Regions from separate parts of the Homo sapiens genome. Here regions 1, 2 and 3 are each linked to region 4. Evidence: chromatin loops called from intact Hi-C (ENCODE). Cell type or tissue: PC-3. All regions are shown on one strand.

Region 1 (8,000 bases), 170 kb before region 4:
ATTAAGATAGACCAGATGGTCAACTTCCCAACACCAAATGCACATGTATGCCAGCATATATGCGTGTCTCTTTGCAGGTATCTGCATGTTCCTGGAGCTGAGATGGAATTCCACGGTCACTGGAGGACGTTAGTTCAGTTCCTCAGCAAGTTTAAGGTCAATATATCAGTACCGTAATAAAAAAGCCTGTCTGTATTCAAGCTGTTTCTTTTCCTCCAGCAGAAACCATCGTCAATATTTGCAGTCAGTTTTTGAAGTCACTTTCTTTTAAAGCTGGAAAGAATCTTCACCCAGGCCCACCCTCATCTTAATCCACTATTTAGAGTCCTACTTGAATGATATCGCCAGCAACTTTCAACTTTGGATCCAGATTTCTTTATTTGTATCCACCAGGAAGAGAGGTACCACGTTTCTGAGTTCTTTTATGAGCACTCGCTATGTAATTTGCAAGGCCCAGTGCGAAGTGAAAACGCAGGCCCCTTGTTCAAAAATTGTTAAGAATTTCAAGACATCAACAGCAGAGCATTAAATCAGGCTTAGGGCCCTTCTGAACTCCTGGGCTCTGGGCATACCCATGACACCAGACCTGGCAGTCTTGGTTGGTGCTGCATTGATTTTGTTGTATTAATTTAATTGGCACTGCCATCTCTTTTGCCCCTGTATCGCAGTGTTTCCTGTGGTGAGGACCCCAAATAATAAAATACTGTGACCTCAATCAGTTTAAAGAGAATGCAAAATTACACTGCAGCAAATTTTTACAGCATACATTTTTTAGACTTTCAAAAAAAAAATTCACACGGGAATCTTTTCTACATCATTATAGTAATTAAACACGGTGGCCTTTCACCATATACATATTTTCCTGTAAATATGACAACCTGGAACTAGTAACTGCTACTATCCACAATGCTTTTAAGTTAGCCAAGAGTGAGACTTCCACAACAAAATTATGACATAATCTCTCATGTCCTTATAAAAATAGCCAAACATACCCTAAATGGCTTACTGTGAAAATTTGAGTAGTAACTTCTTAATATTGAAAAACATTATTTTCATGGAAATATTGTCCTTCTACTAAGTGTTTTATGTTAACATCATAAGGCAAACTGTAGCATTTATTGGTACCTGGAGACCGTGATTTTAAAAACTCAGAAGCTGAGTTTTAGACCCTTTTATTTAGAACCTGTTAGTGTACAAAGTGCATTAAAATATCCATTATCCAGTTACCCAAAATGTATGTAAAAATTACTGAGACAACCCTTTCAGTTTACTCAGAGAAGGCAAACACACATTGCTTTTATATTGTAATAAAAAGAAAAACCTATAAGGTTTCCAGAGAAAGATTGTTTTTTTTCCATTGAGGCGTCCATCTTTTAGATGTGAAATTGTCTTAGGTATCTATCAAAATATTCATCTGGGTATAAATAATATAGTAAATATATAGAATCTATCTGTTAAGAAAAAGGAGAGTGTCTGCTAGGGAAGAGGATGGAAGGACCCAGGAAGCTGGCTTGGCCTCCCTTGAAATCCAGATTTGCAATCACATGACCTTTGGCCACGTGATGCTGAAACAATGAGTTCATTGACTTATTTCAGGGAGGCAGTTGGTTGATTTGGTTAAAAACAAAATAACTAAAAACAATGTCTAAATCCACTAGTCTGCTCAGTCAAAATGGCTGACCCAGTATCCCAGGTAAATATTTTAGCAATTGAAACCATTTATAGAGGTCATGCCCTTCATCAAACTAGAACCAATGCCAGAGTTCTGGGCCAAGAACTGCTCAAGAAAGCCTTAATTCATGGACCATTCCAACGCATCAGATTGGCATGCAAAGAATCCCAGCTGACATTTTATAAGCAGGTTCCTGAATAACGAGTTTGAATTTTTTTTTTTTTTTTTTGGTCTTACAACTCTATTGTAAACTATACTAGACTATAGAGGGACTTCTACATCTTTCAAGATGTGTTTAATAAAGGTCTGTTTATAATAACTTTTGAGGCATGAATCTAGCAAATAGTACTTTATACAATGTCCCTTGTCATTACCAACTCATAAATATTAAGTGTTTTTCAGTGACTTATGTTTGGATGTGGTAGTGCTGATCAGGGCCATGTGCTGATGTCCTGGAGAGCAAAATCAATCCAAAGTGGTGCTGCTATTTGTGACAGAACATGTTTATTTACTCAGCCCCGGAGACAAAAGGAAAATTGATATGGGGGAGCGGGAAATAGGAGAACTATTAAATGTAGTGAAGAAATTTCACAGGTCTAAAGGAACTATTAAAAGGAAGGATAAAGTAGATTCTATACTATAAAACAGAATCCTACCTCTGATAAAAGACAAATCAGCCTGAATTTTTGAATAATCAATAGGATTCAAAATGACTATTTTCAATTGCAATCTCATTCTTAATGTTCTTCCAGAACCCTTAACCCTGAGAGAAGCAGGGCAAAATGTGGCCAAAGGATTCAGAACCTTTCTTTCCAACATTATCCCATCAGCTATGAGAAGGTAAAGATTTAGCCACGGCAAGGTCCGAGGTCCAAAATCAACTCTTTTCATTCTCTGTCTTGCTCTCCATTTTAGTTGATCTGATACAACTTTTTGACATCACAATTAAAACACTTCAAATTAAACCAGAGTAAGAAAGCCTGTTTCCTCCCCTACTAGGTTCAAACACATCCTGTTATGCACCATCGAGGTGAGAAGACCTACCATGGGATCATCATGGGATATCAGGTAAGAAGATGAGTAACATACAAAACTACAAAAGTTTTTGTTTTTTTGTAAGCCCACAGATTGTGATGAAATGAAGGTTGTAAATAGCTGATAAACTTATGGGCCTCTTAATGTGCAAAACCAAGTAATTCCTAAAAGTTGTAATCCTGATTATGTTTCTCTTATAAATAATCTATAGATTTTCCTCTAAATACAAAAAAATTAAAGAAATTATTAAAGCCCGTACTTAATACAAGACACAGTAAAAGGAGAGGAATCTCTTGTTTTGAGCCCTATCTGAGCCGATTTCGGGACACTTCTGGTGAGATTTCATTACACTCATGAAGCCTGTGCTTTCTCAGTCCCCTAAATAGTGGCCTGAACCTTACTGTTCCCCAGAAAGCAGCTCCATGTGGCCAGACGCTCACGGCAGCTGCTCTGTGCAGTCCAAATGGTCTGGGATAGGGAGCCCAGTGATAATCGTCAGACACTTGTTCCACACGGTGAAGGTGGGGCAAACAGGCTGCGCAAATGCGACGTCGAAGGTGTAGAGGTGGATGGAGTTCAAAGCATCATAAAAGGCGATAGAGCCGTTATCATAGTCCAGCAGGATGCCCACGCGCCGGAGGTGGGGGGCAGGCTCAATGGGGATTTCCTTGCTATTGTGTCTCACCACCCAGTTATTGTTGCAGCGGCAGAGCGCCCAGGAAGCAGAGTTCTTCCCAATCCATTCATGCTTCGGGGCTGATTTGTAAGCAAGACCAATGGCATACCTGCGGAAACAAAACAGCAACAACAAAAACAATGAGCCATGTTGCACATGCACGTTAAATCCGTTCTGTGGTCCTCAGGGGTTATAAAAACATGATCATTTGTTGTCCCTGTTCATTTTCTTTAAGTGAAAGCTTGGCAAGAACCCCAACATCTGTGTTCCTCATCTCCTTCCCTCCCAAACATGGAAAGTGGGTGGAAAGTAGTGGGTGGAAAGAAGCGTCGTATTTACCCACATTTCTGTTTTCAGCTCAAACACTACGGAGAATTTGAACTTTGAGTTTTGCTGCTTTTTTTCACTCTTATAAAAATCTACACAATGAATTCGCTAGACCAGTGCTGACCAAAAGAACTTTCTTCAATGACTGAAATGTTCTGCTCTCCTCGATATGGTAACCACAAGCCACATATGGCTACTGGGCACTTTAGCTGCGGCTGGTGAGACTGAGGAACTGAACTTTAAATTTATTTAATTTTCATTAAGTTAAATGATTTAAATAGCTGCCTGTGGCTCATAGCTACCATACTGGACAGCACAACCCTAGACTTCTCCTTTTGACCTTCTTATAATTTTTCATTTAACACCATGTCTGTCATTTTCTGATTCTGAATGCACTTTGCCAAGGGCAAGCACAGAAGATGATTCCCATTTGCAGGGATAAATCCTTTGTCATTACTCAGCCCCAATTTTCTCATGTATATTGAGAAATATACAGTGTTATTTTAAGGAGTAAAGGAGAGAATACATGTTAAGTCCCAGGCACAGGACCTGGCATGTAATATTCAGTAACTGCTATTTATTTTATTATTATTGCCTGATGGCACATATTAACAATAAGTACCAGAATCAGAATTTGAACTCAGGATGACTCAAAACCCACAAACACGAACTACATTCTACAATGCCATCCGTAACCAGAAATTGTGCAGTTCATCACTGCCAAGAGCCTTTCTGATTATACTGGAAAAAAAATTCTGAACGTGTTTGAGCAGACGGATCTTCTGGTTATTCTAAATGTTCTCTTGCTGCTCAAAAAAATCCAAAGAATGCTTTCTACAATGTTCTAAGCATCTTAATCTCTTTTTACCCCTCTGAGTCATGCCTCTGTAATATTCATCGTATTTCAGTTATTAAGATAAACAAAACCCATCACTCTTTATAAAGAGTAAATGACTCACAGTTGAACTTTTAATATGTTATAGCAGAAACCAGTCTAATTGGATATTAACATATGGTACCTTACCCAATGCAGAGAGAAAAATTTCATGGGTCTTTAATAAAATGACATTCTTTAAAAAAAATCACACTGGACTTAAAATACAATCACTTTAAGAGTGGTGTGTTTGTTTAAAAAGAAAATTAACACAACATGCCATCACTAAATCCAAAAGAAGGATGGAATTGATAATCTGCCAAGCCCAGTGTGCAGGCCTGTCTGTCATCAATGTTGCATCCTCTCTTCCCTCCCGTCCATCCTCTCCTGCTTATGAGGAGAATCCAAGTTGCATTTCCCAGAATCCCCTTTCCTGTAGGAGTCTGGGTCAGGCTCTGCTATTGTGATGCCTTTGCACAAGATCCAGAAGTGCTTAGAGGAGGGGAAACACGCTTTCCTGATGGCAGACAGTAGACGTGCGGTTGGTGGAAGCTTCTAGATGAGCGCCTGAGTACACCTGCCTTGTGCTGTGGGCAACTTTGCAGCAGCTACAGCTCATCATGACTCCATGAACTAGAGCAGCAGACTCCCTGACTTCATGCCCCAGCCCTTCCAGGGTCCTGTAAGCTTCTGGCTCCCTTCTGTGGCATGCATCGAGGGTCTCAAATGTCATCTGTTTATTTGATACACTGATATGGTTTGGCTGTGTCCCCACCCAAATCTCATCTTGAATTCCCACATGTTGTGGGAGGGACCCGGTGGAAGGAAATTGAATCATGGGGGCAGGTCCTTTCAGTGTTGTTCTCGTGATAGTGAATAAGTCTCATGAGATCTGATGGTTTTAAAACGGGGGAGTTTCCCTGCACAAGCTCTCTTTTTGCCTGCTGCCATCCATGTAAGACGGGACTTGTTCCTCCTTGCCTTCTGCCATGATTGTGGGCTTTCCCAGCCACATAGAACTGTAAGTAAGTAAGTCCATTATAAACCTCTTTTGCAAATTGCCTGGTCTTGGTTATGTCTTTACCAGCAGCATGAAAACAGACTAATACATACATTTTGGAAAGGTTTTCATTTTGCAATTGTCAGTATCTCCCACCCCCCAAAAATGTTCTGTATACCCCAGTGAATACTATTTCCGCTTTTCAGACAATTTGGAACCTGCATCACAAAATCACCACATCTGTATTGTTTCCTTCTTGTTGTGGCACAGCATTTTTATTTTTTATTACTTTGATGTTTATTTCCCATTTGAACCTTAACTGAACCCTATGAAATAGCTGTGGCAGGTATGGCTGACTACATGTAGCAAGTAGAAACAGAAGATTAAAATTGGGAGCAAAATCCAGAGTTGTATGCTGCCCCCACCCCTTCTGGTCTAATAATCTTTGCATGAACCCGTTATTACTCATTTAGTTAACACCATTTCATAAAACACCAAGTGCACATTAGCATTAGAGAGTAAGAAAATACTAAGTGTATAGTCCATTAAGCAAAGGAAAATACCATTATAGTATCATTAATCTGTGAAACTAGGTACATATTTCCATTGAGCTTGAAATGTGCAGGCAGAATGTAATGTTCCATTAAGTTACGCAGTGAGACACGGAGAATTCAAAGTATAAAAATTATGTCTCTCGGAGCAATGTTAACGTGCCCCATTGCACAGATCATAATGTACACATCAATTTAAAGTCAGGACTATATTTCATAAGCAAATATGTCATTAGCTGTTGCAAGTCAAGATGTCACAGGCATTTAATCGTAGGGGGTGCCCCTTCCTTGCTAATACCCCCCAAGGAAATGTAAAGTGACTTTCTACATGAAGATTTTTCTGAAATTGACACCGTCAGGTTTGTAAAGATTAATTGTGTAGCAATTAATTTTAGAATTTCTTTTCCCCCTCATGAGTTAGTTTTGACATCTGGAGGGTGTTTTCAAGGTAATGCTGATGTGTGTTTATATAACTGAAGTGGTCTGATGGAATTTTGCAAACTATTCATCAATGGCAATGAGATCATAATGATCAGGTTTCATTTATCATAATTAATTATTAATAGAGTAATAATCATTTAGACCCTGGATTCTATCCCAGATTAATACAGCACATTAATTAACTAGAAACATTTGCTTTTTTTGTACCTGCATCCATTGTGTTTTCCTTTGTGCTTTAATTTTGCCCCACTGCAGCTAAAAATTGCAAATGCCAATCTAGCCCAGAGCCTAGTGGGGTGAAGGATTTGTCCTCCATCCTCTGGCAGGATGTTGGAACAGAAAACTCTTCTAGGCAAAGAGAATTATGAGGATAGCAACAAAGGAAAACCTACTCGCTCAGCCAATATAGTATGTACCATTATTGGGAGAGATGGGAAGCTTACAATTCACTTCTTAGATTTTTGGCTAATTTCTACCTACAATATAAAGGACTCAGCCATGTCACATTATTTGCATAGGTTTGAATTGAAAGGTTTTTTTATATATAAATAAGTGTTTTATCATGCTTATATTGAAAGAAACACTGTTATACTCACCATCTTCAGGCTATGCAATTTTGAATGTTGATTTTATTTTTTAAAGCAAGGATTCAGCTATCACTCATTACGTACACTGTCATAAACCCTAGAGAGTAATTATAGCATTTCAAAAATATACCACCCTTTTGTGAATAGCAGCATACCATGGTGGTTAAGAGCGGGGAACAGCAAACTACTACCCAGGGGCCAACTCTGGCCCTCTGCCTGTTTTTATAAATGAAGTTTTATTGGAACGCAGCCATGTCCATTTGTGTAGGTGTTGTCTGTGGCTGCTTTCCCACTACAACAGAAGAGTCGAGTATTAGTGACAAAAATCATTTGGCATGCAAAACCAGAAATATTGAATCTCTGGCCCTTTACAGATAATGTTTGTGGACTGCTGGTTAAGAGCCTGACCCTTGACTGCAGACTTACTGACTCTGCCACCTGTGAGCTTTGTAACCCTGTGATCTTCAGCATATACCTCAGTCACCTCATCAGTAAAGTGGATAATATTAGCACCTACCTTTGTAGGGCTGTAAGGCTGAATAAATGAGTTGACATCTGTAAAATGCTTAGACCAGTGCCTGGCACATACTTGTACCATATGAGGGCTTGTTAAATAAAAATAAAATAGCTCCCTTTTTGATCAATAGCAAGCAGGCATTTGTGAGACAGACGGTCAAAGGGGTGCAGTTGTGGCTGTGGATTAGGCAAGGTTAACTTTGTGAGGTTAACTAATTCCAATGTAATTGTGTCCTGACCTTTGCCCTTATTCTTAGAGAACTCAGTGGGCTAAAGTCACTGGGCTGGATCTAACAGGCCTTTTGAAATTATTCCCAGCCT
Region 2 (8,000 bases), 360 kb before region 4:
TTGGCTTTTGTTGCCATTGCTTTTGGTGTTTTAGACATGAAGTCCTTGCCCATGCCTATGTCCTGAATAGTATTGCCTAGGTTTTCTTCTAGGGTTTTTATGGTTTTAGGTCTAACATTTAAGTCTTTAATCCATCTTGAATTAATTTTTGTATAAGGTGTAAGGAAGGGATCCAGTTTCAGCTTTCTCCATATGGCTAGCCAGTTTTCCCAGCACTATTTATTAAATAGGGAATCCTTTCCCCATTGCTTGTTTTTCTCAGGTTTGTCAAAGATCAGATAGTTGTAGATATGTGGCATTATTTCTGAGGGCTCTGTTCTGTTCCATTGGTCTATATCTCTGTTTTGGTACCAGTACCATGCTGTTTTGGTTACTGTAGCCTTGTAGTATAGTTTGAAGTCAGGTAGTGTGATGCCTCCAGCTTTGTTCTTTTGGCTTAGGATTGACTTGCGGGCTCTTTTTTGGTTCCATATGAACTTTAAAGTAGTTGTTTCCAATTCTGTGAAGAAAGGCATTGGTAGCTTGATGGGGATGGCATTGAATCTACAAATTACCTTGGGCAGTATGGCCATTTTCATGATATTGATTCTTCCTACCCACGAGCATGGAATGTTCTTCCATTTGTTTGTATCCTCTTTTATTTCATTGAGCAGTGGTTTGTAGTTCTCCTTGAAGAGGTCCTTCACATCCCTTGTAAGTTGGATTCCTAGGTATTTTATTTTCTTTGAAGCAGTTGTGAATGGGAGTTCACTCATGATTTGGCTCTCTGTTTGTCTGTTATTGGTGTATAAGAATGCTTGTGATTTTTGTATGTTGATTTTGTATCCTGACACTTTGCTGAAGTTGCTTATCAGCTTGAGGAGATTTTGGGCTGAGACGATGGGGTTTTCTAGATATACAATCATGTCATCTGCAAACAGGGACAATTTGACTTCCTCTTTTCCTAATTGAATACCCTCTATTTCCTTCTCCTGCCTGACTGCCCTGGCCAGAACTTCCAACACTATGTTGAATAGGAGTGGTGAGAGAGGGCATCCCTGTCTTGTGTCAGTTTTCAAAGGGAATGCTTCCAGTTTCTGCCCATTCAGTATGATATTGGCTGTGGGTTTGTCATAGATAGCTCTTATTACTTTGAGATACGTCCCATCAATACCTAATTTATTGAGAGTTTTTAGCATGAAGGGTTGTTGAATTTTGTCAAAGGCCTTTTCTGCATCTATTGAGATAATCATGTGGTTTTTGTCATTGGTTCTGTTTATATGCTGGATTACATTTATTGATTTGCGTTTGTTGAACCAGCCTTGCATCCCAGGGATGAAGCCCACTTGATCATAGTGGATAAGCTTTTTGATGTGCTGCTGGATTCGGTTTGCCAGTATTTTATTGAGGATTTTTGCATCGATGTTCATCAAGGATATTGGTCTAAAATTCTCTTTTTTTGTTGTGTCTCTGCCAGGCTTTGGTATCAGGATGATGCTGGCCTCATAAAATGAGTTAGGGAGGATTCCCTCTTTTTCTGTTGATTGGAATAGTTTCAGAGGGAATGGTACCAGCTCCTCTTTGTACGTCTGGTAGAATTCGGCTGTGAATCCATCTGGTCCTGGACTTCTTTTGGTTGGTAAGCTATTAATTATTGCCTCAATTTCAGAGCCTGTTATTGGTCTATTCAGAGATTCAACTTCTTCCTGGTTTAGTCTTGGGAGGATGTATGTGTCGAGGAATTTATCCATTTCTTCTAGGTTTTCTAGTTTATTTGCATAGAGGTGTTTATAGTATTCTCTGATGGTAGTTTGTATTTCTGTGGCATCAGTGGTGATATCCCCTTTATCATTTTTAATTGTGTCTATTTGATTCTTCTCTCTTTTCTTCTTTATTAGTCTTGCTAGTGGCCTATCAGTTTTGTTGATCTTTTCAAAAACACCTTTGTTTTTAACTCATAAGATCCATTCAGACTTCTGCCTTCTGGAACTATGAGATAATAAATCTTTGATGTTTTAAGCCGCTAAATTTGTGGTAATTTGTTACAGCAGTGATACGAAACTAATACAACCACTATTCACATTTTTAAAAATTACATATTTTTGACTTGTGTTTTGGAGATCCAATGTCATTGTGATGTTTAGCTGTCCTTTTTGCTTTCAGAAATCAGCTTTGTGGACTACTGTAACCAAATCAAGGTCAGAGTTGGCTACTCTCTGAGGCTTTCTGTCATGAATCTGCTGGCGGCCTCTCAGGGCAGAGACCCTGACCTCGCATGTAGGTAGGTTATCTATTGCTGGGAGTGAGATCTGTGTTGATGGCATTTGCTGACTGTAGTTCAGTTATTTCTGGATTAACTTCTGCTTTTGATTACCCACACTATTTTTTTGTGTGGATAATCCTTTATCCAAATAATCAAAAATTCAATGCCCAAACATGCTCCATTTTGGGGCACTTGGAATCCAAAGGTTTTGTAGCTCTGCTCCTCTGGTAGTGCCTTCAAAGCATAAATCTTTAATGTTCTCACTAGATTGGTTGGCTAATTCATGAATGTTCTTCATTCTGGGTAATAAGAGCAAATATTTCCTGAACACTTTACTATGCCAGTCAAACTCTAGGCTGAGCCTGTTTGATGTTCATTACATTTTGAATACTCACTCTAAGCTGAGCACACCATGGCTACCCCCATTTTACAGATGAGAACATGAGGGCTGGAAAGGTTTTGTGGCTTGAGCATGCTCACACAGCTAGTGCAAGGCAGAGCTCTGCTCTGAAGCCAGGCAGCCTGATTCTCAAGCTCACACTTCTACCCAGCAACAGCACTGCTACACTCTTTTTGGAAGTGGCCCAAGTTCACTTCCAGAAACAGAGGTAAAGTTAACATCTTGCTTTAACTGGTAGTGGAAGAGGCCAAGAGTCAGGAGGCAGAAGCAATGCCTTTGTTGCACTTTCTCCGTGGCACACGCTTGTGTGACAGGAGGGACTCCCAGTGCGTGTGATGGTCACTAGTTTCTATTTCTAGGACATTGGTCTCACCTCCTACCTCACAAAAAAGTGAAGACAATCATTCTCTTAATGTTTTGTGATCAAAATGGATTAAAAAGGGTTCCTGCTGTGTCTAGTGGTGGTTTACAGAGAATGTCTGTGTCAACAAAATGTCTGCATCAACAAAAAAGAAAGTTCCTAGTCGTTTCTGCATTTCATCTCCCTCAGTTTGGTTGCATTTCCCATTTGCCTCACACGTCAATGGTATTCACCTACTGTTCAATTTGTAGGATGGCTGGGCAGCCTTCACAGAGCTCCAGAATTCCTTCCTTTCAGATTGGAGGGCATAGTGCTCACACAGTGGTTCTCAATCAGGAGCGATTTTGTTCCTCGGGGGACATTTGGCAATATCTGGAGACATTTTTGATTGTCACAACTGGGGTAGGACGCGACTGGTATCTAGTAGGTTGTATTCGTTTCCTGATGTTGTATGTATCAAACTACCACAAACTTGGTGGCTTAAAATAACAGAAATTTATTATCTCACAATTCTGGAGGCCAGAAATCTGAAAAGAAGATATCAGCAGGGTTGGTCCCTTCTGGAGACTCTGAGGGAGAATCCTTTCTGTGCCTCTCTCCTAGGTCTGGCTGGTCACTCGCGGTCATTGACATTCCATGGCTTATAGCAGCAGCACTCCAGTCTCTGTCTCTGACTTCACACGGCCTTCCCCTCTGTGTCTTTGCATCTCAAATCATCCTCTCATTTCTCTCACATGGACACCTGTCATTGGATTTAGGACCCACCCTAAATCCAGCATAATCTCATCCTGAGGTCCTTAACTTGATGACGTCTGCAAAGACATGCTATTTCCAAATAAGGTTACATTCACAGGTACTGGGGTTTAGGTCTTGGACGTATCTTTTCAGAGGACGCTATTCAGTCTGCTACATGAGTAGAGGCCAGGGAGGCTGAGATACATCTGACAGCACAGGACAGCCCTCTCACAAAGAGGCTGAGAAACTCTGCTCGAGTGAGAAATTTGATTGCCACAGAGAATACCTTTCCCTGTACTTCAAGCCCTTCAGCCAGCTGTGGTGTGCAGTGTGACCCAGTGCGGGCAATGCAGTCAGATGCCAGCTATTACCTCCTTTTTTTTTTCAAGTGTGAACAATCATTTCCAATGATTGGAGGCCATTTGTGCCCAGTAGGTGGCATTCAAATACCCCACATAACCAAGCCTGGTGTGCAGATGACACAACAGGTAAGAAATGAATGCAACTTGCAGAAGTTTGTGGATTCAGTTATGTAAATCTATAGTTTGCATCTTTCTCTTAAATGCATGTTACGAACCTCTGATTTCCCAACATAGGCCCTCAGGGCTTTCTCCTTCTCCAGCCTCCTCCTCACCTTAATGATTACTCTATTTGGATCCAGTGTTTTATGGGAATTTATACCAGGGGTCCTGAACTTTTCCTGCAAAGAGCCAGATAGTAAATATTTCGGGTTTTGCAGGCCAAAAGGCAAAACTGAGAATACCATGTGAATTCTGAGATAACGAGAGAGAAGTCCTGTGGCTCCCTGCCCCATTTGATTAGGGTGGCTGGTCCTGGATGGCAGGCAGCTTTCTGCCCAGGTGCCATCTACTGCAGACTTTCTCTAGGGGAAAAGTGACCGCCCTTTGAATCTGAACCATAGGCTCTGGGAGGAAGGGGGAGGGCCTGGATCTGGGGAAGGATCGCTACCATGATCTGTTTCGCTCTCTGCCCTGGTGACATTCTGGTGCACCCTTCTCTCCTTTTGGAGAACTGGGCCATCTGAACTTGGGCAGTTGACTGAAGGGTCCTGGACTGCTTGAAGCCCAGCAGTCGCCCACAGCAGAGACCTCACTGTGTAGGCGGTGTCCAGTGTGGGCCCTGATCAGTGCCACTGGCCTGGGAGGCAGGTTGTGGGAACAGAGGGGGAAATAGGGGGCAGAGGGTGATGCTCTGGCTGGTCTCCCCACTAACAGTGGCAGCTTGCTCCAGCAAGGTCTGTGGGCCACACAAACCCAGGTGGTGGGATGGATTTGGCCCACGGGCCATAATTTGCCAGCCTCTGGTTTGATTGTATGGCAGATACTCAATTAGTCCTTTTCAGCTTGAGAAACTGTGTATAACTCATTTGCAAATGTTGCAAATGAGTTGAAATGATGTTGAAAGCAGTAAGAACCATTTGACACCTCTGTGCTAAGCTAGTCCATAGGTTTTTTTTTTTTTTAATTTACCGATTAATACGTCAAGGCTTAGAAAAATGGGCACTGCCAAGCTTCTCTTTGCAAATTAACATGCGGACCAAAGAGATATCCAGGATCAGGGAGCTGAAACGAATGTTTTTGCCCTTTGCATCTTGAAGTTTAGCTCCTCTACTCCTCCACACCCCCAACCATCTTACTGGAGTACACAGTCCTGCAAAATGCAAGCACCAGGGATCCGATTCTATTTATTCTTGTGATACATAGTTCAGTTTTGGCAAACTAATGTTTTGGGAACAGTGACCAATGAATTTGTCTTGTCTTTTATGATATAATCTTCAAAGACAAATATTAGAAGCAGTATGTTTAGAAAGAATTAGAAGAGCAGTGAACTCCAACATCCAAAGTTTCAAATGTCGTGACTGTGTGCTGCCTATGCTAACTGTCTGGCATTTGCAATATGGATGCTTTGCTTAAGACAAAATGCTTTCCTAGTCAAAGCCCCAGAAAATTGTCTGCTATCACAGTATTGACTGCTGTCTGTCAGCAAGTATTTTTTCCTTGCTTAGAAACTTCATCAAAATGCCTTCTCAAAAATCAGCTGTCACCTCCCCTTCTATTCAGCTAACCTCACACTGTATCCTCCTTGGGATGCACACTTACTAATCCTCTTGAAGCCAAGTTAGACCAGGTTTGTGGGACGTCAGCTCTTGCCCTCTCCCTTTGGAAATCCCTCCTGATGCAATTTGAGCTGAAGACATTTCCAGAGTCCTTCATTGTGTGCAAATTCCAAATGAAATAGATTTCAGGTCTGTCACTCTGCCATGGAAGTAATCAATAGCCACCAGAAACGGATATTTTTAATGAAGAAATGGAAAATCTAGGATAACAAATGAGAGATTTGAGTCTAGGAGAGGGCAGAAAATGAGTTTTAGGCTCCGAAACCATGTTCCTGCCTCAGTCAAAAATAGCCTTTAGTGATCTGATTGGCACTGACAAAAGAGCTATCTCAGAGGGAAGATGCATGCCTATCTTGTGGCTGAAGATGCTGAAATGGCTCACTTGTACCTCCAGATCCAGATTCTTGCCAATGCCCAGACAGATGGGGGTCCCTGTGTGAGGAAAGGAGCACTCAGTGTGGGTCCTGCTACCTCCTGAATCCTTTTCCACCTTCTGTGGCACCTGCTATTTTGCTGCTGAGGTTTCTTCTGGGCCTATATGACATGCCCGTAATTTTGAGGTAAGTGACAATGAGCATTGCCCTCCTCCTACCCATAAATATGGGCTTGCAGGGCTCCAGCCTTGGCCTTCTCATCTGTACAAGCTCTGTCTGCTACCTTAGCCAGGGTCTTGGTTTTGACCATCCCTCCCCAGTCTCTGACCTTGGTCTATCTCCAGAACTCCAGATTGGCTTCTTTAACTTCCTGTTTGGATGCAGCTGAAGATCCCTCAGGCACTTCAAACTCAGTGTGCCATTTACAAGAGACACACTTTAGATTCAAAGCCACCGAAAGGTTGAAAGATTTCATATCTGGAGGCGATTTGGCATCTCCAGGGAGATTTGGCATCCCCATACCTGTGGGATGAGATGGATGAGGAGGAGTCAATTATGATACTTCATCTTACTAGAGCTAACTGGGAGGGTAGAGGGATGTTGGAAAGGTAGAAGTGGTGGTGGACCGTCATGGAGGTATGATGGTGACTTAGAAGAGGAAAATGGAGTTGTGTTGATAAGTTCTTTTTTGGTTGCAAATCACAAAGACTTAAATTAGCTTAAACACACACACACACACACTCCAAACCACCCCTCCCCCCACACACACACCAAAGGAAAAAAAAACTTTATAACTTTGTTGGCTCAAGGAACTGGGAAGTCCAAAGAAGTAGTTTGAAGAACAGCTGGATCCAGGTATTCAAACAGTGCTGTCATAGACTGGGTTCCCCCATCAAGGAGGCTGAGACAAAGGCTCGTGTGAGGGTAGTTTATTTGGGAGCAGCACGGGAAAGGGAATGCAAGAGACCTAAGAGAAGGATGCAAAAATGAGTTGGCTGGCACCATGGGAAACTGGAGCTCAACGCCATATGGGATCTTCAGGAGAGCCTTATAGAACCCATCTCAGGACTGCCCTTCTTGGTGACAAAGGGGGAAGCATTTATTCATCAGCTCTGTCCCTCATTCATCAAGTGTGGCCCCCTGGGTATTGGCACCCCTCATATGGATGGGTTGCACAGGTGAGTGCTGAGCCAGTTCAACAGGTGTCTTATGAGAGAGAAGCTACAGAGTAGAAAATGAACTCATTGCAGTCTCAGAGGAGTCTCAGGGTGGAAAACATTGTCAGGTTGCACCTGCATGAGGCTGGTCAAAGCCTACATGGAACTGGTGTCAGTAGCAGTTGGTGGAGTCAGGGCAGAGGCCAAGAGGATTTGAAGTGGCCCATAGGTGTCTTATCCGTAACCAGCAGGTCTCTATTTTCTTGTCTCTTGTTCCATCTCTTGATTCTGCTTGCCTCAGCCTGATTCTTAGAAAGGTATATCCACATGGTGACAAGACATCCCCAAGAAGCTCCAAGTTATATGGTCCTTAGAGTTACTGCAGAGAAAGAGACCTTGGCCACCCCATGCCTAATGTTCAAAATTGATTTGGATTGACCTATCCTGGGGTATGTGCTCAGTCTGTGGGAAAGAAAGGGGGTCTTAACTCCTTGCCCTGTTAGAATTACATGAATTTGAGAGTGGAGCTACTTCCCAGTGGAAGGGTGGCTGGTCACGGCAGATGTGAAGATATGATGCTTAGATCCTTTCTCA
Region 3 (8,000 bases), 230 kb before region 4:
CTAGGGAGTATGAAGGCAAGTTTATATAATAGAATGACTGTGCTTACATAATAATTCATTCAACAAGTATTTATCTTTGCTCAGACACTGTTCTTGATACTAAGGGAAAAGGAGTGAAGATGACAGACTAGATCCCTGTCCTCTAGGGCTGGCTTCCTGGGTAAACAACTCAATGGTGAGATTTTACTATGATTATGAGGTTTTGCTCCCATTTCTGCAAATCCTTGCCCACCCCATTTGTTTCTCAGGTATGTGTTTCCATTCTGTTCTTGCTCTAGATTCCTTGGTTTCTCTCCCTTTGGATGGGAATTCTTAACTGAGGCAATATGACCCAACAGGAAACGTTTGGCAATGATTAGAGACACTTTTGGTTGTAGCGAGTGAGGAAAGGGGTGCTTCTGGATGCTGCTACACTTCTTACAAAGCATGGGGCATCCCCTCTGCCTGTTCCAGTCCCTTCAGCCTGGAGGAGGGCCAGGGCTCTTCACCACTGACTGGAAAGTCATCCTTTGGGTTCTAAAGAACTGCCTTCTAGGCAGTGCCACCAACAAGACCATTCCCTTCTGGGCAGCCAAATAATGATTTCTTTTTATGGTGCTTCTTGATTCTTTAATATACACCTTAGCCCAGCAGCAAAGGATAGGACCACGTATGAGTTATACTGTCTTAGTCTGTTTTGTGTTGCTATAAAAGAATATCTGAGACTGGGTTATTTATAAAGAAAAGAGGTTTATTTAGCTCACAATTCCACATACTGAGAAGTTCAAGGACGTGGCTCTGGCTTCTGGTGAGGGCTTTGTTTTTTTTTTTTTTTGCAGTGTCACAACATGACAGAGAAGGTCAAAAAGGAAGTAGACATGTACAAAGAGGGGAAAACCTGATGGGCATCCTGGCTTTATGATGACCCATTGTCCTGGTAATTAGTTCACACCCATGAGAACTAATCTAGCCTTAGGAGAATGAAAGCTCACTCACCATTTTGAGACTGGCACCAAGCCATTCACGAGGGATCCACCCCTATGACCCAAATACTTCCCATGAGGCCCAGCTTCCAACGCCACTACACTGGGGATCAAATTTTAACATGACTTTTAGTGGGGACAAACAAACCATATCCAAACTATAGCATATACTTAACCCTCCATCCTAGTTCACAACATCTAGAACAGTAGACCTTTGGGTACCCATTTCTAGACAGAAAGCCAATCACAAACACACAGAGAGGGTGGCAAGAAAAAGTATTCACTTTTTAAATGAGTGGCTTTGTAGTTAAGGTTATAAGATAAAATGCAGACCCCCACTTAAATTTGAATTTCACGTAAACAATAAATAGTTTTCTAGTGTATGTCCCATTTAATTGTAGGATGCTAGCAATGCCATAAGGCAATACTTGAGACATATGTTGTAAGTTATTCATTATTAGAAATTATTATCCATTATTAGAAATTCAAATTTACCTGGACATCCTGTTTTTGTTGTTGTCATTTCTGAGTGTGTGGTTTTGTTTCTTGGCTAAATCTGGCAACTCTATTTTCCATACATTCAAGGTAGCATCAGATATGCATCTCTGAGTTCCTTCTCCCTCTGGTGGCTCCTTCCCACTTTTCTCTTCCTTGCCTGTGACTTTCTCACCCCTCCTTTGAAGACAAGTGCAAACTGTTTCCTTGCATCACTCTCGGACACTCCCCTGAGTAACTTACACATTTTTAAAAACCTCTTTCCACCAAAAGTAGATAAGAATGAGGAGTGGTTGTGAGGTAGGCATTGGAAACCTCATTCTGAAAAACACTACATTAGGAAAATGAAATGGATTGAAACTGAAAGCAAACATGTTACTATTTGAATCAAAGCTGATTCTTAGAAAGTTCTGTTCTACAACAAATATGAATAAGAAAATAATTGAATTCTTCATACCATTCCTTTGTATATAAAACTGTCCTTGGGCATGCAGTATCTGATTTAATTTACTAATTGAATTATATAATTTCTCAAAAATATGCACTCAAAGAAATAAGTGTGGACGAAAAGATGGGAAAAGGAAATCTGGGGAAAGTAAAAATTTTTTTTTCCATTTTCTTTTTTTTAATGTTAATATTATTATACTTTAACTTTTAGGGTACATGTGCACAACGTGCAGGTTTGTTACATATGTATACATGTGCCATGTTTGTGTGCTGCACCCATTAACTCGTCATTTAGCTTTAGGTATATCTCCTAATGCTATTCCTCCCCCCTCCCCCTACCCCACAACAGTCCCCAGTGTGTGATGTTCCCCTTCCTGTGTCCATGTGTCTCATTGTTCACTTCCCACCTATGAATGAGAACATGTGGTGTTTGGTTTTTTGTCCTTGTGATAGTTTACTGAGAATGATGATGTCCAGTTTCATCCATGTCCCTACAAAGGACATGAACTCATCATTTTTTATGGCTGCATAGTATTCCATGGTGTATATGTGCCACATTTTCTTAATCCAGTCTATCGTTGTTGGACATTTAGGTTGGTTCCAAGTCTTTGCTATTGTGAATAGTGCCGCAATAAACATACGTGTGCATGTGTCTTTATAGCAGCATGATTTATAATCCTTTGAGTATACACCCAGTAATGGGATGGCTGGGTCAAATGGTATTTCTAGTTCTAGATCCCTGAGGAATCACCACATTGACTTCCACAATGGTTGAACTAGTTGACAGTCCCACCAACAGTGTAAAAGTGTTCCTATTTCTCCACATCCTCTCCAGCACCTGTTGTTTCCTGACTTTTGAATGATCGCCATTCTAACTGGTGTGAGATGGTATCTCATTGTGGTTTTGATTTGCGTTTCTCTGATGGCCAGTGATGAAGAGCATTTTTTCATGTGTCTTTTGGCTGCATAAATGTCTTCTTTTGAGAAGTGTCTGTTCATATCCTTGGCCCACTTTTTGATGGGGTTGTTTGTTTTTTTTCTTGTAAATTTGTTGGAGTTCATTGTAGATTCTGGATATTAGCCCTTTGTCAGATGAGTAGGTCGCAAAACTGTTCTCACATTCTGTAGGTTGCCTTTTCACTCTGATGGTAGTTTCTTTTGCTGTGCAGAAGCTCTTGAGTTTAATTAGATCCCATTTGTCAATTTTGGCTTTTGTTGCCATTGCTTTTGGTGTTTTAGATATGAAGTCCTTGCCCATGGCTATGTCCTGAATGGTATTGCCTAGGTTTTCTTCTAGGGTTTTTATGGTTTTAGGTCTAACATTAATAAATGGTGCTGGAAAAACTGGCTAGCCATATGTAGAAAGCTGAAACTGGATCCCTTCCTTACACCTTTTACAAAAATTAATTCAAGAAAGTAAAAATTTTTATAGCAAAAAAGAAGTCTTGAGCAGTAGATGCCACAAAGAAAGCTTGGTACTGTACTTGAAGGGAATTATTTGTAAGAAGTATAAAATGAATTTAGAGGAATCTGCAATGTTTTTCTTTCAAATGAATGTAAATAGGTCATTGCATTCAATAAATGTTTGTTGAACTGAATTAAAGAGTCTCCATCTTCAAGGAGGATTAAAAAAAGAAATTTCAACAAAACTTTAAGGAACATTAAAAGAGGAAAAACAATACAGGTGGGAAAATTAAATTATAAGACTTGTGCAACCCCTGTAACTAGACAATAATGTCCTTACAAATGAACTGTAGCAGATATAATACCGGCAATAGGGGAGGGTATCTTTGAATAGGTACAAGCAATTAGTATTAGATGTTGAGAATAAAAAGAGATTGGAGGGAAGCTGCCAAGCATGTCTTCATGAAAGATTTGGGACTAGAATTGAGCCTAGAAGGATGGACAAGAAGAAGAAGAAGGGCATTTTGGATAAGAAAGCCACACTTGCAGTGGGACAAAGATGGGATTTTGCTACAGTGGTGAGACTAGGCAAATTGTCATGGGCGGTTTAGACAAGAGAACAATCAGGTGAAATTTAAAGATAGATAAGGGGCAGACTGTGAATGGACTAGATCCCAAGGCTAAAACTTAGGGCTACTTATCACTTAAATACAGATTCAGACCAGGTTGGAATGTTTGACACCCACTGAAAAAAACCCAATTTTTTAAAAACAAATGATTTCCTCAAATCAGTCCCAGATAAGATGGGAAACAAGATGATATGGGATTTGGTGGAAATCTAGAGAGGCAGAATTGGCTTGTTAATGGCAGCTGTTTCAACAATTAGAATTAAGTTCAGCACAATGATTCAATTTAGTTTAAGAAAATCATGTCTTACATTTCATCTTTCAATAGTTTCCACTCCTCCAGTGAGCCAGGAGAGTTTGGTTTTGGTATAAATCACTGCCAATCTTGTTTAGTCAACATTAAGACAACAAACCAGAAGGAGAATGGCCACTCTTGCTCTCCTGATAAAATAATCAAGTGACTAATGACTTAATCCCAAGCAACTGGAAGAAGGAGGACACGGCTGACTCATCCATTGAAACTGGTAATTTTTATTGTTGGGCTAAACCTTCTTTCCCAAATAGGTCAACATTTTGAAATCTCATTAAAACAAACAAAATCCCTCTTTCAGTTAACTCCATCTCTCTGAAAGTTTTGTTTTATAAAAAGGCTGTTTTATTGTACAGGTGGATTTTATTCTATAGATGCTTGCGCTGGAGCAGAGGAACCCCTGTCTCTTTGTTGTCTGTTAGAGACAAAGGACCGCTGCTGACACAGTGATCTATGATGCAGCAATGGATTAGAGCCGGTATTCTCTAGTCACAGGTGTTTTCACAGAGACAAGGTTTTTGGTCTAAAAGCATCTTTGTTCTCAGATTTACCTTCTGGGTTCCTTTAAAGAAAACCTGCTTTATGAAACAAAAGCAAAGACATTGGCAGATAAGGGTCTGATACCATCTTCAGAACCATGAAATGACTAGAGTAGGAAAAATGGGATACATTATTTTGATCGTCACCGAAGGATTTGAGCTTTGGCTAAGAGTTCTTTGTCTACTTTTTTGGGTGAATTTGGGGAAAACCAAAGTCCCTTGGTTCTTGTATTTCCATTACTGTTGGAAATGTTCAGATGCAAAGGCTCATTCTCTCAGATAAATGATAGAATGGCTTTAGGGGGCCAAGCCCCATGTGCTGAGCTGCAGGCAAGGGTGGAGCTGAGGAATCAATGACAGATGATTCTGTCAATAAAGTTCAAGACAGTGTGGCATTCTTTTTGTGGTGGACTCAATTTATTAATAGAACTTTTTGTTGTTTTGTTGTTGGTGGTGGTGTTCCTGGGGATGGAATGAAATTTAGAGCTCTGTTTGAAAAAGTTGTCTTCAACTTGCTCAAAAATAGATCAGGAAGATTAAGAAGAGAAACAGAATGTAAATCTACACATACAAAGAGCAATAAAAATGAAACCAGTCATCTTTTCTGTGATATTGTGAAATACACATTTGGTCTTTGTTTTGTTTCCTTACGTACAACTCTTAAAACCCTAAAAATCTCCAGAGTGATGAGTGTCTTTTGTAGGCTAATTAGATGACTGATGGCCGGGGTCCCCTAAATAGCTTCAGGCTGGGGGCTGGTCACAGGAAAGGTCAGCATGACTGGAGGGTTGGAACTTTCAGCCCCACCCCTCAACCTGGGAGGATGTAGGAGCAATAGGAGGGAGAGGGGCTGAAATTGAGTTGATTACCAATGCCCAACGATTTAATCAATCATGCCAACATAATAAAGCTTCCATAAAAATCCAAAAGGACTGGCTCAGGCAGGGTAAGTGAACACATCTGCATGCTGGGAGGGTGGCACACCCCAGCTCCATGGGGACAGAACCCTTTCAGACCTTGCCCTATGTATCTCTTCATCTGACTATTCGTCTGTGTCCTTTATTAATAAACTGGTAAATGTAACTAGTAGTTTCTCGAGTTCTGTGAGCTGTTCTAGCAAATTAATCAAGCCCAAGGAAGGGGTTATGGGAGCCTCCATTTATAGCTGGTAGGTCAAAAGTCCAGGCTACAACCTGTGTGTGCTACTGGCATCTGAAGTGGGGCACAATCTTGTGGGACTGTGGGATCTGATGCTATCTCTAGGTAGATCATGTCGAAATTGAATCAAATTAGAGGATACCTAACTGGTGTCCATTGGAGATTTGGCTGAAAAATTGCTTTGAGTGTGGGGTAAAAAAACCCCATACTTCTGGTGTCAGAAGTGCTGAGTGACTATGTGAGAGTGGAGAGAGGGAAGAACGCTTTGTTTTTTCCTATATTACTACATTTACAAATGTAACTAATCTCTTTTCAGAGTTGGATTCAATTTTTTTTCCATTAGAAAAAAAAGGAAAACCCAAATTTTTGAAAAAGTTATTTTTTCCAAAATAAAAGAAAATAGTCAAAAGAGAACATTTCAACTTAATATGATGGAATTGATATTCTGGAATTTCCAAGGCTAGAACACAAGAAGCCTTGCCAAGTTGTCTTAAAACTCTTGCTCTGAGGGAAGAATGCCACCATGTGAGGAAGCCTAAGCTAGCCACACGGGGAAACTGCATGGAGAGAGATGCCTGACCAACCCCAGCAATCCCAGCCATCCCAGACACCACACATATGAGTGCAAAGGCTTCAGATGACCCCAGCCTCAAGATCAACAGACAGCTACCATCTGAGACTCTGAGCAAGAACCATCAGCTGAACCTAGTCCATCCACAGAACCACAGGGATAATAATACATGCTTTTAAACCCACTAAGTGTTGGAGTGGTTTTTCATGCAGCAATAGATAATTGGAGCAGTCCTTGAAAATAACTTCAAAACATGGACTTGGTGGTAACCAGAGAAGGTGATACAGAGGTGGCCGTGAGGCACAGCTTTGCTGCCAGACTTCCTGGAGTTGACTCTATGGGTTCAAATCCTGACCCCCCCACATTTGGTAATTAGTTGCCCTCTCAAAACATCAGCTTCCTTGTGGGGGGGGGGGGGGTGGCGGGCGGGGGGAGGGCCAGCATTAGGAGATATACATAATGTTAAATGACGAGTTAATGGGTGCAGCACACCAACATGACACATGTATACATATGTAACAAACCTGCACGTTGTGCACATGTACCCTAGAACTTAAAGTATAATAAAAACAGAACAAAAAACAAACAAACATCAGCTTCTTATTTGTAAAGTGTGAATCATGATAATAATAGTCTCTTTGAATGGTGGTCGCAAGGTGCAAAGAAATTCATGTAAAGTGGCTAATATTAAAGGGTAAGCGCTAAACACATTTCATGTGTTTTTATTATTAACTAAACTGGCCCATAGAAAGTCAAAGGCTTTGGAGAGAAAACAGTTTGTTTACTTATTTAGATAAGAGGTTCCTGTATTCGGACAATTTATTCTGTTGTTTCTAGTGGGCTGACAGATGCTGTAAAAGAATCACCTCTAAGACGGGAAACGTGGAAAAGGAGTAAGCACATCCAAAGACCATTTTTGGGAAATGATGTACTCTGCCTTACATGGGTGAAAAGCTTAATGTTTCTTTTGAAAACTGACCAACAGAGAAGCAAATACAGAAATGAGTCTTAAGGCATCTGTGGCAAAGTTAACTCCACTGGGTGCTGGATAATGTATACTGTACATTCCCGGAATGGTGCTGCCTAGAAAATTTATTATGTGTAACATTTAATAAAGGGAAGAGCTTAACAAAACACCCTGGAGACCTGCGTTCTAATTGAGTATCTGCTTTGATGTCTGACTCAGGGCAAGTCAGTGGAGCTCTGTCTCTTATTTCTAACTACTATAAAACAGAATTATGAGCACATTTGGAGCACCCCCAGACACTAAAAAATAAAGGCGGGGGGCAGAGCATCTGAAAACATGGATACATAAAAGAGAATGGCCAGAAGGTATGCATGATAATGCTGTTAGCATCAGGACAATGTAGAGTCCCTCTGGGCTTCAGCAGGGTCAGACTGGGGAAAGAACATGATGATGTCCTAGAGGCATGGACACCTTTCCAGCCTGTCACTTAGTGATATCAGAATGTTCATATCTGCAGAATG
Region 4 (8,000 bases):
TAAATCTCTATTAATAATATTTGGTGGTGCCGTCCATCTATATATTGCTTTATTTGGCCATTCATCTACTTATTATTAACTCAGCAGGGCATTCAATGAATTCCATTTTCCCAGTAACATCCCCCTTCCTCCGAATTGTTTGGGGAAGACCACTTCTAAATACACACAACCAAAGCAACACTCCAAAACTTGACATAGGACAGATACCACAGTCTACCGCATAGACCCTTTGGTAATATATTAGTCCTGTTGTTTCCATAAACTATTAAATGTCCCTGAAATTTCTATTTTGTCATTTTTAACTATAACTTCTGGTCTGTTACACCTACCAGCAATGAAAATGCTTTGTCCGGCACAAATCTTGAACTTCACTATGAAAAATGTGGCCACCATCTACATGGAGAAGGCTTCAGTCTTCTCTCAGACACGCTATCTCAGTTCTGGAGTAACCTTGGGCATGCCACTCACCTGCAAAATTAAACAACTGCACATGGACCTAAGGCCTAAACTATCAGGCTGGGTTCAATGAGAGAAAGCAGCAGATTCTATCTTGGCGATTAGGCTTTGAGCTATTGGAGGGCATGACCCATTTCGTAATCATTTCTGCAGAACAATCAAACAGAGGATAAGCCAAGCTGCTTACCATGTTTTGGGTTGTGTTCTTGCCCAGAACACAACTGAAAGGAATATATATATATATATATATATATATATATATATATAGAGAGAGAGAGAGAGAGAGAGAGAGAGAGAGAGAGACAGACAGACAGACAGACAGACAGAGAGAGACTATGTGTATATAAATGGACTATATATATATAAAACCATATACATATAGTTCAGTAATCATAACCTATGCTAATTTTCTCTACTACTGATCTATTTAGTCCTTGCTGTTTCCCGGACCTTTCTAATGCCCTTTCTTCTTCATATCCCTTCGGATTTTAAGGAGCATTTTCCATTCTCTTTTTTACTAAAATTCACCCAGCATGTGCCTGTAGAACACTTAATGATTCTTATTGTGTGCCAGACACTGGGCTTGGGTCTGGGGATTCAAAGGTAATTAATATGTGACTCTTGCTCTGGAGTAACTCAGTTCCAAGATAAGCAGACAAACGAGTAGAAATATATACACCAACTCAAATACTCGTGTGGATAAGAGGATGCTACAGCTATTTTCTTTCCATTTATTCTAATCCAAGTAGACAGTGCTCAGCATACAAAGAGCATACTTACAAACAACCCAAACCCACAAACGCCATAATTCCCTCTCAACTGGGGGCCTGTGGCTCCCTGGCTGTTACTCACAAAGACCCTAGTGGGTCCAGAAGTTCAGGCAGGTTGCTGAGAAAGAACAAATGAAGAGGTCTGACCCACGGGCAGACACACCAGCAAGTTCTGTCTGCCAAAGGCATGGCCCTGCCCCCAAATATTGTCCCTGAAAGGAAAATCATGTGTTTTGTAGCTCCAGGCTCCACTGCTTGAAATTTCCCCAATTAAAGATTCATCCTAAGGGTTAAAGGGATAAGAGTCATGAGCTTTGGCTCACCCATATTACTTCTTTCCTGCCATGTGGTAGAGACCATTGACTAAAGGAAACAGGAGAGTGGTTTGGAGGTGGGGAAGGGAAGGGTGGGAAGATGAACAATTATGAATTCACTATATATTAGGACAGGCCTGGGGGAGATGCCCCAGTGAGACCAGAAGACATCAGAAGGATGGAGAAAGAAAGGTGAAAACTAGTACGAACTTCCTATTTCAAATATTGCCATGACTGGCCTATTACCAAAAGTATGCCAATTCTTTCTCCTTCTGTTTCCATCCTGTATAACACAGTGGCATGTCCTCAAAACACAGAACTTGATCTCACATTAATCAGATTGATTATTTTTCGCTGGAAAATGCTCTGGGTTTCAAACAACAAACTCCTAAAACATAAAGTATTCCTAGATTGGGGACTACCTATGAGTTACTTTTCTCTATTGAGAAAAATAAATTACTATTTAATAATTATGAGAAATCTGCTTTATGTAAGAAGTCATAAATTTCTACAAATGGACATGTGGGCTAAAAATCAACTAAATTTCACAATTACAAATCACTTCTCAAGTCTCCTAAGTTCAGTAAGGTTTTGGATACCATCAGTTTTTCAAGTGGATCCCTACCCATACAAATATAGATATTAATGAGCATCCATTTTGACCATGGAAAAACCTACATTATGCTACTGGTACAATAAATTGTACACCAGATCAAAAGTTCTTTGAGGGCAGGGGCCTTACCAAAGTCATATTTGGAACCCAGAAAGTGCCCTGGCACATTAATAATCACGTATAATGTGGCAGAATATATTAATTCTGTGAGTGCTCAGTAAATGTCATTGAATGATATAAGAAAGGAAGGACAGCCTTTATATTATATTCATCATAAACACTGGACTGAATATAAGACCTTCAACATCCACTTGTACTACAAATGATCAGCACCTCTTCCATGTTTACTCAGAACCTCTCTTTCATAGCGCAAAGCAGGTAAGTTATTTTCTTTGGTCTGGTTTGTTTTTTCAGGAAAGTCCCCTCTTGGCATTTTGTTCTGCGCCTCAATTTTCTGTGCTCCTACTATCACCTGACCTCCTGGAGGCCATTAACCATCCTGATCTTGTGTCAATGGAATATTTTCCTCCAGAGGGGGAAAAATATTTCGGATCCAGATGGCTCCCTAATATTGTGTCCTTTTTAGTTTAAAGAAATTTTTATAACATGCCAGCTCATAAAACTGGGCAAACAAATTTCTAGAACAAAACCGCTGAGCTCACTTTTGTGTGAAATCAAAGGAATTGATAATGAGCCAGAATCTTCCCGATAAACTGCCTTACATGTAAACGGAGATTAGATTGCTGTTTGACCTGGCTTTATCGCCCTTTCTTTAATCACAGCGTATTTGATATTCTCTTCCTTGAATGAACTCATTTTCATAGTAGCTTTGGTCACAAGATTAAAGAATCGCTAACTAATTGTTCCAAATAAGCAGAGCAATTCTCTCTGACTCTGCCTCGGGCTCCCTGCAGTGAAGTCCGCTGCCTGATCTTCCGACCACGGGAACTTCAAGCCTGACCCCTGCAGGTAGATAACTGAAATGCACACCTCTAATCAGATCCTGGTCTTTCAAAGTCCCATCAAGTTCTGAAAATAAAAACGTTCATACTTAGTACAATAGGGATATTGATGATATTTATATGATATATTGTACTTCCTTTTCATTGTATAAATTGCTTTTGGAAAGTAGCAACCACTTGTTTAAAAATAATTAAATTACGTCTGCAAGATACTCTGGTGCGCTTAGCCATTACTTCTTTTTGCCTATTGAGAAAAATCCAAATGATTTGATTGAACTGGGATCCTCAAATCATGTGGGTTAAAAATGTCCTGATTTGCCCCTACCTTTTTCTAATCAAACAAATTACTCTTTGTCCAGTAACTAAATCCCCTCCTTTCACCAACGCACAGCCCAGGTTGCCATAGCTACCTTGGATGTCTATTTACCACACAAACGATCAAAGCCAGGAGACATCCACATATGCACTTAGCCTTAAAACTTGCTGGAATGTCTGTGGATAACATGCAACTACCAATTAACGGATTTGCTTGTAGCCTATGCGGTCTACAGCCAAGCGAACTAAAAACATGACTCAAAAAAATTATTTCAAAATGACCAACAAGGATCTTTAAACTGACAGCAAGTCTTATGATTATAACATTTGCTGAAAGAGAGATAGCAGAGAAGAAATTAAAATTTTAACATATGTTGAAGACACTGAGCTCTATAAACCATGTGCAAAAACTTAAAACATCTGTTGAAAGGGAACATTTCTCAGATGCATATTTAAAATTCCAGTTAGTTACTGTATCTTTCTATTAGATTTCATAAAAGCTGCCTGATCTCAATGTTGGGAGAAATGAGAACAGAACTGCCTTTTGAACTGTTAAGAGTCTGGACTTTCAAATGAAGGAAACCATACAACATACTTGGGACACAATATACTTGCCAGTTACAGAATGATAAGAAAAAGAATGTCGTAAGAGAGATTCTGTTTTAATCCCTAGAATGCCATTTGAGATCCTAAACCTGCACAGGTAGTCTTTCTGGGTGGGTGAGTATTCATCCCCAGACTTGCCCCTAACTTGCTGTGTCTCTTTATACTTAACCTTTCTCTGCCTTCGTCTCACCATTTGTTCAATGAGGATCAAATTGCCACCTCATTCTCTCCTGGGGATGTGGCAGAGAATAAATAGATCGTGTTTGTAAAGGACTTTCTAATCCTCAGAGGAAAGATTAATACGAAGACTTTCATTATTAAGCCAGATGTCCTTGGGCATTTTAATTCCAATCTAAAGAATGCAGAACGGGCTAACCAAACAGATTCACGGCTTCCTTGAAACAGCAGCATCCTGGCCTTGCAAGAATTTAGCAGCTACGTGACTTACTTTGTTTTAGTAGATCAGAAATACATCATGCACCTTCTTCCCTTAGAGTTTTTTTTCTAAAGTTATCAGGATGTTAAAAACACAAAATATGTCTAGTAGGCAATTTTGCCTAGAGAATCTGATTTTTCCCCCAGCTCAAGAATGAACTATTTGTTCTTCTTGTGTGTAGGGACAATGGGTGGCTTGCCATGTGGGGAGGATATATGCAGTTGCGGGAATGCCACAGGCAAACCTGTTGTTTTCGGCCAGGCTTCTAGAACAGGTGGCCATGCTTTTCCTTTTGCCTGGGAACAGAGCAAATTCCTTCTCAAGGAAGGTTCATAAAAGTTTCCCGTTTATGATCAGAGGGCAGAGACAGGTTGGCACATATTTTAAAATTACTTCCTGATCAAGGTGAATCAGATTTACACTTTTCTTTGGCCTAACTCAGCCGTGGCCTTAGGAACCCTCAAAGAATACTATCCTTCTACACCTGAAGTGGTGGCTTCAGGAATGTTCCTTTTCTGCCAACCTGGCAGAAGCCCAAACCCCTCTGAATCTTATAGCTAGGCAAACAGCCTTCTAATTCTGCGGGCAATTTCTGGCTACCCAGAATTTCTGGCTATCAGTGGCAGGCAGGGGTCTCTTCTGGGCTGCCACACCAGTGTACAACATTTGTGCAGCCCTAGGGACAGATCACTCATCAGCAAAGAGATCCAATTTCATTGCTGAGCTGATGACACACAGGTCTGTTTGATAGTTAACCCTGTAAATCCAGCTGGAGCTGCCGGGCTGAGATGACAAATTGGCTGGTGAATTCGACTCACCCTGCCTGGATGCAACAGTCAGGTTTCCCCAAGAGAAACTCAAATAAAGTAGGGATTAACCCATGCCAATAACACTGCCATCTCATTCCTCCCTACATTCTTGTTCTGACTGCAGTGGAACAACATGCTAGATTCTGGAAACTGTCCTCGTTCTTTGGATGAACAATGATCCTGTCTCTCTCCTTCATCTCCTCCCCTGTTCCATCCCACCCTCTTTCAAAGTTCTGAACAGGCCAAAAAAATTAGTAGACATACGTAGCTGTGAGATGAAAAGTTGCCCATTCATTAAATAACTAAGGAGTTCACTATATGTGTACTTGTACCCCTAAAATTTCAATACTGGGCTGTTTTCCAACTTCACGTAAATGCCACAACAAACTAGGCATGGGAAAAACCATTCCAAGCTGGGGGAAGCAAACCTTAGGCATAAGGCACGGAGACTGCCATGGTTCCTGAGGAATTGTGTGGGAACAGGGATTCTGGAAATTGAGCTCAGACACCACCGAGGAGAGGACAGGTGGCTCTGCACAGGATCAAATAACTTCTTTGTTCCAGCTAAGGACCTTTGTCAAAAATGTTTTGCGTTCCTCTTTTTCCTTTTCAATCCTTTCCAATTACCCTTCTCCTTCCTTTTCCTCATCCCACTTTAGTAGACATTAAAAGTATGAGGTTGGACTGTGAGTTTGCAGAACTTAAAGACGTCCTCCCCACAGTCCCTACCAAGGCAAGGGCAATTCATTGCAAGCAGACGGCACTTGCTCCTCCGCAAGTGTTTTTCTGCACTCACTGAAACTTGCCAAGCCTGCTTGCTGAGCGAACAAGCGAGGGGGCAAGAAGGCGGAGGGTTTGCGCTGACCATTCGAAGGGGGCTCTGCTTCATCTCCCAAGGCTGTGGGAAAGGGACAGAAAGTTCGAAACCCCTCCCCTGCGCTCTTAAATGGAAAGCTCACTTCCCCCAAAGTGTGCAGGGTGGCGAGCACCCAACCCACTTAGAAGAAAAAGTGAAGAGCTTTTCCGGTTGCGATACAGATGCTAACTTTCCCATCCAGATTTATTCAGAGCTGGTAAAAGCAATAGCATTCCTCTTGAAATCCCTGCCCTTCCAAGCCTATTGGCATGTTTTTCCAGCCTTGTTTTCTCCTTATATGAGTATTGTTCTTGATATTTAAATATTGACATAAAATTCTTCCATAACTTTGATTGAGTTGTAAATCACACCCTCTCCTTGGCTTCCTACATCCACTTTTTCTTTCCTTTTCTTGCTTAACAGCAAAGCTATAAACCTCTTCCTGGACTGATAAGGAATTTTATCATCATGCCCCAGAGCCACAGAAGAAGCTGTTGGTTTAGAATTCTTTTCAAAGACTCATTTAAGTAATCCCCCAGCCCTTTCTCCGCTCACTACTTTCAGGGCTGCCTTCTCACGTCCAGAAGCAATACAGTTTCCAAACTGCTAGAACAGAAAAACAAATTTGCATTTTTCTGGAAGGACTGTCTGTGCTCATTTCAAGCTGGTTCCGCCTTCTCCGCCAGAAACACAGTAAGTGCTCAGAATGCGAAACCAAAATGAGATAAGAGGCCCCGTGAAATTCTTTTTCAGGACATTCAGCTGTCTTTATTCTAGCCCAAAGCATAGGGTAGAGGCACTAAAAGCTCGAGATACATCCTGCACGATACATTCCAGCGGCCGCAAACTGGAATTGATTTACATATATTCTACAAACTGCTTGTAAGCCCTTTACAACGACTGCCTGACATCAACCACAATTAGAGGCAAAAGTGGGGGCGGGTGGCGAGGACCAGACCGGGGTGGCTCAGGTAAAATGTGCTTCTTTGGTTGTCTTAGGAAAATGCAGCCCCGTCTTTCCGCCAAACGCATCGACTACGGCCAGGCGCCTGCTAACCCAGCAAGCTCTCCGCAGTAACACGTCGCAGGGGTCCCGGGCGGCGCCCGCCCCCTCCGCCGCCAGCGCAACCGCCTGAGCTTACCTGCCTCATGTTTAGAATCCCATGACCCATCCGGCAGGGAGCGAGCTGCATCGGAGCCCGCGTCGCAGTCTTCAGAGCGGAAACACCGAACCCGACAGGAGCCCGCAAGACAAAAGCAACCCGGCGAAATCTACGGGCAGCAAAGAGCACGTTTTCGTCCTCTTTTTCTTTGATCTGTTGCTACACGCACTCTGCTCGAGACAATGTCAAGTTTCTCAACCTTTTCTCCCCCAGCCTATGAAAAGTCGGTCGCAGGGAAGCGAGGACCGCCTGGCTCTTATTTCAAATCAGTTCTCAGAGACGTTGTAGGTGGCTGGCTTGGGCCGCGGAGGAGCTTCGCCAATCAGAAGCAAGGGGGTGGGTCCTGGGAGCCAGAAAGGCTGCCTCCGCGAGGATTAGGGGCGCTTTCGGGATTCAAATGACTGGAAGCAGCTGGAAACAATGTCCAAAGCTCCAAAAGTAAAGGATGAGTTCTATTCTTATCTAACAGCTCTAGTTCTGCTAAAAGCTTAACTAGCTAAGGGCCTTAAATCCTTGCATTTTAAGAGCTCCCTAACAGCATTAAAACATTTGGAAGGTGCAAAATTATTTCAGCCAGAAAAGTTCAACACTCAGGACCCAAGGGTATTTTTAAAAGGATATCTTGCACTGAAGCCCTACTTTTGCAAAAGACTGGAAAGGAAACCAAATTGTTATGAGTAACACCTTAACTAAAACGAAC

The links. Peaks named below come from ENCODE experiments on the same cell type or tissue, not always from the same donor. Only the 100,000 strongest peaks of a DNase experiment are listed, where the experiment ranks them.
Region 1: a loop joins it to region 4, with 3 times the contacts of the local background. A loop is called at or near these places in 3 of 110 quality-filtered maps.
Region 2: it touches region 4 in a loop (15-fold over the local background); 8 of 110 quality-filtered maps call a loop at or near these places.
Region 3: a loop joins it to region 4, with 2.9 times the contacts of the local background. A loop is called at or near these places in 2 of 110 quality-filtered maps.

The regions. Positions count from the first base shown.
Region 1 is chrX:10,446,225-10,454,224 of GRCh38, forward strand. MID1 (midline 1) reads right to left here. Exons shown (of 10, transcript NM_000381.4): 10 at 1-3,492. The coding sequence ends at 3,144. Among named protein-coding and RNA genes, the nearest start is that of MID1, 170 kb to the right of the region's middle. RefSeq lists an enhancer at 2,715-3,914. In PC-3, no CTCF peak of the experiment used is centred here; DNase peaks (open chromatin) are centred at 1,797 and 4,507; H3K4me3 peaks cover 411 bases; H3K27ac peaks cover 2,406 bases.
Region 2 is chrX:10,250,747-10,258,746 of GRCh38, forward strand. No RefSeq gene overlaps it. Among named protein-coding and RNA genes, the nearest start is that of CLCN4, 98 kb to the left of the region's middle. In PC-3, a CTCF peak has its summit at 4,186 (motif pointing right); a DNase peak (open chromatin) is centred at 4,185.
Region 3 is chrX:10,382,805-10,390,804 of GRCh38, forward strand. No RefSeq gene overlaps it. Among named protein-coding and RNA genes, the nearest start is that of CLCN4, 230 kb to the left of the region's middle. In PC-3, no CTCF peak of the experiment used is centred here; a DNase peak (open chromatin) is centred at 4,387; H3K27ac peaks cover 1,333 bases.
Region 4 is chrX:10,613,011-10,621,010 of GRCh38, forward strand. It overlaps MID1 (midline 1), which reads right to left and starts at 7,575. Exons shown (of 10, transcript NM_000381.4): 1 at 7,280-7,575. LOC124905245 (a long non-coding RNA gene) reads left to right here and starts at 6,691. Exons shown (of 2, transcript XR_007068391.1): 1 at 6,691-6,830; 2 at 7,137-8,000. In PC-3, CTCF peaks have their summits at 3,119 (motif pointing left), 3,321 and 5,086; DNase peaks (open chromatin) are centred at 5,261 and 7,581; H3K4me3 peaks cover 5,253 bases; H3K27ac peaks cover 4,544 bases.